2 separate regions of the Mus musculus genome follow, and region 2 is linked to region 1. A link is a loop called in an ENCODE intact Hi-C map of the cell type or tissue named here. Cell type or tissue: heart. All regions are shown on one strand.

What was found. A loop is a pair of places that touch in the nucleus more often than their neighbours do. Peaks named below come from ENCODE experiments on the same cell type or tissue, not always from the same donor. Only the 100,000 strongest peaks of a DNase experiment are listed, where the experiment ranks them.
Region 2: a loop joins it to region 1, with 6 times the contacts of the local background. A loop is called at or near these places in 6 of 42 quality-filtered maps.

What each region holds. Positions count from the first base shown.
Region 1 is chr5:111,331,254-111,335,253 of GRCm38, reverse strand. All of the region lies in intron 1 of Pitpnb (phosphatidylinositol transfer protein, beta), which reads right to left. Among named protein-coding and RNA genes, the nearest start is that of Pitpnb, 2.6 kb to the right of the region's middle. In heart, no CTCF peak of the experiment used is centred here; no DNase peak of the experiment used is centred here; H3K4me3 peaks cover 853 bases; H3K27ac peaks cover 229 bases.
Region 2 is chr5:110,839,167-110,843,166 of GRCm38, reverse strand. It overlaps Hscb (HscB iron-sulfur cluster co-chaperone), which reads left to right and starts at 3,390. Exons shown (of 6, transcript NM_153571.2): 1 at 3,390-3,671. The coding sequence starts at 3,439. Chek2 (checkpoint kinase 2) reads right to left here and starts at 3,184. Exons shown (of 15, transcript NM_016681.4): 1 at 3,119-3,184; 2 at 1,624-1,961. The coding sequence starts at 1,954. In heart, CTCF peaks have their summits at 2,450 (motif pointing left) and 3,114; a DNase peak (open chromatin) is centred at 3,316; H3K4me3 peaks cover 2,243 bases; H3K27ac peaks cover 1,593 bases.

The DNA.
Region 1 (4,000 bases):
TTGGTTCTTGTGCAGGGACTTCCTTTGGTGATGTGCAAGCATGAACAAGTTCATCATTTGCAGACTCTCTGGTCAGAACACACCCATGAGGTCTTTAGTACAGTTTCATTTGCCATGTGTGCTGTGCATTTTAAAGATTTATTTTTATGTGTGTGAGCATGGGGTCTCTGGCCAGTAGGGCAGGAGGTCGGAAGCACCCAACATGGGTCTTCTAAGCGAGCAGTCAGGAGTATTCTTAGCCACTGAACTCTCTAACCCTGTGCATATTTTATTTTTGATACTTGTACTGGCTGGTTTTGTGTGTCACTTTGACACAGCTGGAGTTATCACAGAGCAAGGAGCCTCCCTTAAGGAAATGCCTCCATGAGATAGAGCTGTAAGGCATTTTCTCAATTAGTGATCAATCGGGGAGGGCCCAGCCCATTAACAGTGGTGCCATCCCTGGGCTGGTGGTCCTGGGTTCTAAGAAAGCAGGCTGAGCAAGCCAGGGGAAGCAAGCTGGTAAGCAGCACAACTCTGCTGAATCGGCTCCTGCCTCCAAGTTCCTGCCCTATGAGAGTTCCAGTCCTGACTTCCTTTGGTGATGAACAGCAATGTGGAAATGTAAGCTGAATTAACCCTTTCCTCCCCAACCTGCTTCTTGGTCATGATGTTTTGCGCAGGAATACAAACCCTAAGACAATACTTCTCTCAGAATACAAACATGCTTTGAAGTTCATGAACGAATCTTTCCAAAAGTCCCTCCACAACCTTATTATTCAAGTTTTGTGAGACGAAAGTAAAGGTGTCTTTGGAATAAGCAGTGACTTCTGTTCAGGGATAGCTCTGCACATTATAAATAACATACTCTTTCCCAAGGTAGGGCCAGCTTAAGGAGAGCTGAGCTTGATCTGTCCAAGTATGTGCTACTGAACATAGATAGCAAAGGTAATCTTTGGAGATCCACTTTACAACAACATAGCACAAGATGAGGACTCGGAGTCTACAGCTGGACTGTTTCCAGCAGAGCATCATTTTTCACAAGGAAATCCCTGATTTCTATAAAACAGGTTTCCTGCTACTCCCTCCCCACTATAGGTCACAATCACCCTGTGTAACAGTGATCTAAAGACCAGGACCACTCAGGTCAGAAAAGTTCCAAACTTCTATTTCTTGTGGAGCACAAACTTGCCTCCCATAAACAAACATCCCACCTCTCACCGCTGCCCCTACAGTGCACACTAACGTTGTCTCACTACACAGGGTGTAAACTGGAGAACTGCAGTGAGAGGGAGCTAGGGTGGATCCCACTTTTCAGAGCCTCTAATACTAGGTTCAGCTAGAAGATGGTGGCCCACACCTTTAATCCTAGCGCTCAGGAGGCAGAAGCTGACTCTCTTCTGAATTTGAGGCTAGCCTGGTCTACAGAGTAAATCCCAGAACAGCCAGAGAAACCCTGTCATGAAAAAGGGAAAGAATAAAGTTCATTAATGAAGCAACAGAAACGCCAGAGGATCTCCCCAAGAGTGACACAGCTGTGGCTGACCCCAGCCACAGATCATCTGTAGATAGCTGGGAAAGAGGTCTTCTAGGGAGCACTTCTAGGGAGCACTCCAAGAGTTACCAAAGGACTGAACCAAGATGCAGGACTGTAGAGGAAGGGATGGAGGAAAGGGGATTGTCACAAAGTTTCACAACAACCAAACAACCAGAGATGGGTAATTTTAACACTTGGTAACAGAAGCCTATTTTTGTTTGACAACACTTTCAGAACACTCTTTCATAAACAAAGTGGCTACGGCATTTAAAAGGACAAATCAAATCCACAAACTACTCTGAAAATCCTCAGTGTTTTTTTTTTCCAAATAGAACCACCAACAAATGCTTTAAAACCAGGCCTCTTACACTAACGAAGTCGTCCGTGGCTCTGTAACAGAAGGGATGAGCCCACCCTCAGAGCCATTTCCTCTTCTATTTTGTTTGAGACAGGGTCTTATTAGGTAGCCCTGGCCACCCTGGAACTCACAAAAGCCCTGCCTCTCTCAGGGCTGGTATTAAAGGCATGTGTCACCACACTTGGCCCTGAAAGCTATTTAAAAAAAAAAAAAAAAAAAGCCCAGCAGTGGTGGCGCACGCCTGTAATCCCAGCACTTGGGAGGCAGAGGCAGGCGGATTTCTGAGTTTGAGGCCAGCCTGGTCTACAGTGAGTTCTAGGACAGCCAGGACTGCACAGAGAAACCCTGTCTCGAAAAAAAAAAAAGAGGAAAAAAAAGTTCTAAGACATCCAACATGTGCCAAGGTATTTTACTTCCCCACACAGGAACCATCTAGTCACTGGATGGAGCTGACAGCAGGGGTCACTTCATTTACAGCACTGAGTACTCACACCGTGTTTGACATAGACAGTAAACTGTCTTTATCTTAAATCTAGGAGGAGGAAAAAAAACAGCTAAGAGAGACTCTGATGAAAACAATTAAATGATAGATACACATTAGCCTTTGCTACCTTCCTTCATAAAGTAAAGGTATGCAAAACACAGGACTGGAGAGATGGCTAAGAGGTACTGCTCTCTCAGAGAGGGCCTCGGCTCATTTTCTAGCACCAGCTCCAACTGGATCCTCTGGCCTCTAGGGACATCTGTACTGAGGTACAAACACACACTGTCAGAGAGGGTTAACTCAAGAGTTAACTCACATTCTGAAGACAGGAAGTAACTAATAAATTAAAAGCCACTAGATGCCTCATGTGCAGTCAGTCTAGCATCTCTCTTCCTAGGTAGCTTGGCACAAGTCAGTTCCTGTCTATCGCATATTCTCCTGTTTTAATATCTGCCACTAGAGTAATGTTAGGTGATGTTTACAAGATACATTGTTAAAATTACTTGGAAGAAAGTTTTCATAAACTCAAAGTTCAGTAGTATGATTATGTTTTAAGTGTAAATCTTTGCTGTGTGCAGAATGCGAAAGTAAGCCTTTTTTCAGACTCCCTGTCACTAAAAAAAAAAAAAAAGTAGTACTTCTTCAGGCCAGAGATGGCCCAGCAGGCAAAGGCATGACTGGAGTTTCAGGTGCAGGACCCTAATAGGAGTAGAGAACTGACTCGAAAGCTGTCCCCTGACCTCCAAAAGCACTCGGTGTACTACCCTGTACACCCCTCTCCATACAAATGTAATTAAAAGTGTTCTCCTAAAAGTGAAAAAGAATCGTCACCAATTCATTTAACAAGAGTTTGCTGAAGGGCTGGAGAAATGGCTCTGCGGCTAAGAGGACTTGCTGCTCTGAGTAACTGGGTTCAGTTTCCAGCCCATGGACGGTGGCTCACTTCTTGCTCTAGTTCCAGGGGATCCAATGCCTAATGCCCTCTTACTACTACCTCCAAGAGCACTGTATGAACGCAGCACATATGCACACACGCAGGCAAACACTTAAATACACATATAAACAGGCAAATCTTTAAAAACACCAAATGCTGGCTGAAGATGTGCTATGTACTAAAGACTGATCCAAAAAAAATGGAGGTATCAGAGTGAGTATCCTGCACAATGTAGGGCGAACAGTCAGAAAGACAAACAATACACACTTCCCAAGACCTTTAAGGTGAGCTACTGATTTGAGGAAAAAGCATTCGAGTCAGCAGAAAGAGAAGGAAAGCCAACATACAGAGCGACAGAGGAACAAGGGGTCTTGTAATGCTGGAATGGGCAAGGAAAAAAAATTACATATGAGCAGAAAATAGAATCTGGGCAGTGTTAAGTAGAGAAACCTTGTTAGTGATTTTTACAAGGTTGACGTTAATACAGGCAAGGAATCTAGACAGCTAACTTAACGTCTTTTTTTTTTTTTGCTTCTTTTAAGAATCTGAAATTAAACCAGGGCCGAGGAAGAACAGCAACAACAAAATGGGTCACACTTGAAATTGCACAAGGGACACCGGCTCAGGTATGACAGCTGAACATTCCCCGCCACCACGGTTTCCTGTGATGTCCGTGGCTCTAAGCAGAGGGGGAAGCCACAACTTCCC
Region 2 (4,000 bases), 490 kb after region 1:
CCTCCTACAAGCCAAGACAGGGAGGTCCAAGGGAAAAAGTGTTGCTTGCTTGCCTTCGCTTCTTGCTGGCAAGTGCTTCTATGCCATGATTTCTGCTACTGCCCTTCGCTGCTTCTTTCCAATACAAAGTGAAGATCAGCTCGCTCTCTAGGAATCCTCCAGGCTGTCAGTGCCAAACTGGCACTCCTGGCTGAGACATCTAGTCTTGTGGACTGAGTAGCTCCTAAGTCTTAACTCTCTCCATCATGAAGAGAACTACGAATGGATGATTCAGGCCATATCATGTAACCAATTTAATAGATCCTGTCCCCTAGTTTGGGGGTTTTTTTGTTTTGTTTTGTTTTGTTTTTCTGAGACAGAGTCCCTCTGTGTAGCCCTAGCAATCCTGGAACTCCCAGGCTACCCTCAAACTCAGAGCTCACTTTGCCTCTGCTTCCTTTTACTACCACATCTGGGCTAATCCAGATCTCTTGAGGTGGGAAGATCCACCTTTAAGCTGGACCACACCTTCTGCTGGCAGCCTATATAATGGGCATGAAAAAAGGAAGCTTTGCCAGTTTGATCTCGCTCTTACTGGCAAGTTCATTCCTTCACTGAGCACTAGTGAGCATACTTTTTTTTTAATTTATTATATGTAAATACATGGTAGTTGTCTTCAGATACCCCAAAAGAGGGTGTCAGATCTCATTACAGATGGTTGCAAGCCACCATGGTTGCTGGGATTTGAACTCAGGACCTTTGGAAGAGCAGTCAGTGCTCTTAACCACTGAGCCATCTCTCCAACCCCCTAGAGCATACTTCTACAAGATAGTAATGTATACTAAAGACCAACTAAGACATCCTGCCTGGATTCTTACTGGATTCTTACACCTCCCCTGGGTAGCCATTGTTGAATTAGCTGGACCATAGCATGTAAGCCACTCTAATTAGTCCCTATATATACATACATACATACTCATTCTATCAGTTCTGTTCCTCTAGAGAACCCTGACTAATACAAGTATCTTTCAAAACTGTCTCAGAATGAGCTAGGTCTCCACATTCAAATGAATAAATTTGAACCACATATGGTCGATATGTGTAATCCCAACTGAGACAAGATCAATGCAAGTTCAAGGCCCCAAGGAACTACACTGTGAGTTCCAAGCCCACCTGGGCTGCAGAATTCCTTGTCTCACAAACAAACTAGTAGAGCCTGATAAAAATGTGTGCCTATAAACCCAGCACTTAGGAAGTAGAGGCAGGAAGATCAAAAGTTCACAGCCAGGCTGAGCTACATAGTGAGTTCAAGGCTAACTCAGGCTACAATAGAATCTTTTTTCTGAAGAAAAAAGAAAAATTTGAGGCTAGCCTATGAAATTTAGCAAGATTCTATTTAAAAATAAAAATAAGGTAGCCAGGGATAGGACCTTGGATGTAGTTCAATGTAAGAGCTCTCTACTATGTGTAAGGCCTAAATCTGATCTTCAGTATGAACAGGGCCACCAGGAGGAGATAAACTCTACCACAGGGGCCCTGAGACTTCTGCTGCAACAACCTAACCACCTTCTTTTTTTTTTTCCTAACCACCTTCTTTAACTGTTTCTCTGAACACACACTATATCATATAACAAAGTGCCTTACCTAGATTGGAGAATCCATCCTGAAGAGCCCATAGCCGAGCCCAAGGGGCAGGACCAGGTTCTTCAGGTTCTTGGTCCTCAGGAATAGAACAGAGTTCCTGGGTAGACACTGTCTCCAGCGAGCTCAGAGTCCCAGAACTGGAGTGCGAGGACTGGCTGGAGGACGGCACTGTGCCGGTAGAGGAGCTGGACGAACCCTGATACTGTGAGAGCTCGTGCAACTGAGAAGGAGTGCCTTGGGGCTGGCTGAAGCCACCCTGGGACTGTGAACAGGAAGCACTGTCATGAGCCTTCGAGGAGGTGCTGCTGTGGGACTGATGATGACTCTTCATATCCGACCTCGAAAACAAGAGTCCAACAATAAGGAACAAGGCTCTGGATTCGAGAGTGGAGAAGGGGAGGGAGCAGGAGAGGACTCGGCAGGAAAGTGCACATACTATTCTTGCAGAACCCAAGTTTCCCTACGTTCTCAGCACCAAATCTGGCAGCTCGAGGTTTCCTATAACTCCAAAGTCAGTGGCTCTGTAGTGGATCTTGGCCTCTGCAATCACCAGAGCTCACACTTGCACTTTCCCACACAGATAACATAATTAAAAGTAAAGTAAATCTCTACCCAAAATTAGTCATGTGGCTGCTATAACTCAATGGTAGATGGTTCATCACTTCTCCAACAGAAGCAAAGTACTGGATCCCACTCCCAGTATTGTCAAACATACAAAATGAAGACAGTTAAGGAGTCAAGAGTACAGTTCCCAGCACCCACATCCAAAAGATCACAAACACCTGTAATTCCAGCTCTTGGTGATACAATGCCCTCTATTGGCCCCCGTGCGCACTGCACAGACTTAGACACGTGATTAAAAAAAATACATAAAGAAATTTAAAGGAACGGGCACATTATGACCACCTCAAAATGAAAGACAGGCCCATTCATGAGTGGGGAGAAAAAAAAGTGACCATAGCAAAATCCCAGGATTATGAATAGAATTCCAGAGGCCACTTACAAAGCATTACACCATCTTCCTTCATGTACAGAAGCTGAGAATGGCTTGGTTGTCTCCTATCCATTCCTTGCCATCCTACCCCTCACGTATGCTGAGTATGCAGACGTACCCTCTTCAGTTCCTGCAGAGCCTAGCAGCGAAGATCGGGTTCTCAGTAGGTATTTGGGGAAAGCCATCTAGGGGCTGGCATGAACATTTATAATGTTCGTTATGAAAACTACTTCGCTCTGGCAACGAACAGCCCGGCGTTGTGCCTTCCTATGTGCCCAGACCTGTTTCAGCTCACAAGGAACAAGGAAAGTGAACTTCCCCCCCGCTTCCCCCCCGCGCGCCCCAAGGGCAGATAAAAAGGAAGAATTGACTATGCACAGCGCCCCCTCGCTCGCACAAGAAAGCAGACAAAGCGGAAGCTGCAGAGGGCCCATTTGCACAAGAAGCATGAGAACGGTATTCGACTCCTCAAACACTTAAAGTTTCCCACTTATGACTCACCGCGTGAGACCACCAGGAGCCGCAAACACTGCACAGCCTCCGCCAGTGGAGTGGCGCTAAACCTACGGATACAAACTCCACCCTCAACCAATCAAAAAGCCTTCCTCCCCGGCAGGACCAGTAAGAAAGCCCGAAGATGACTGCCGCGATTAGTCTCAAGGCTTGCTGGGAGTTGTAGTTTAACATGCAGAACGGGACTCGACGTCTTGGTTTCCCGCGGCTAATCCCGCCTCCTCGACTCCCTTAACCAATCAGCAGCGAGACGGTCTTTCCTCCTTTCCCTCGGGTCTTGCTACCTAGGTCAGCGAGCGGCCGTCCCAATGTGGGGATGCGGAGCCCGTGCCCTGCTGGGTGTGTGGGAGGTGCGGCTGGCAGGGTTCCTGGGAAGGAGACTTTTGGGCAGCAATGCCGCCGCGGGGAAGAGCATTGCACCGCAGTGCTGGAACTGCGGTCACGCAAGGGAAGTCGGGTGTGGGGATGAGTTCTTCTGCTCACACTGCCGCGCTCTGCAGCCTCCTGACCCCACTCGTGACTACTTCAGCCTCATGAACTGGTACGGGCGGCGCGTCGTGACGGGAAAGCAGCTCGGGCTTCGTAACCCGAGCGATCTAGGCTTGGGGCCGCGTCTGCGGGGCTGTAATTTCCAGCCAGCTTGGGGGGGTCTGAGGCTGAGGACCACAGTTCAAAGCCATCTTAGGCAATTTGCCGAGACTGATTCAAAACAACTACAAAGATGGATAAGTGTAGGCCATAGGTATAAGTAGTACCTAGTGAGATTTTAGGAGTTTTCCTGAGACGGAGAGGAAATAAAGTTACAGACTGGAGAGAAGATAAGGGTGGAGGCGGGGGTCAAACAGGAGTGAAGTTGCAGATGCCTGTCTG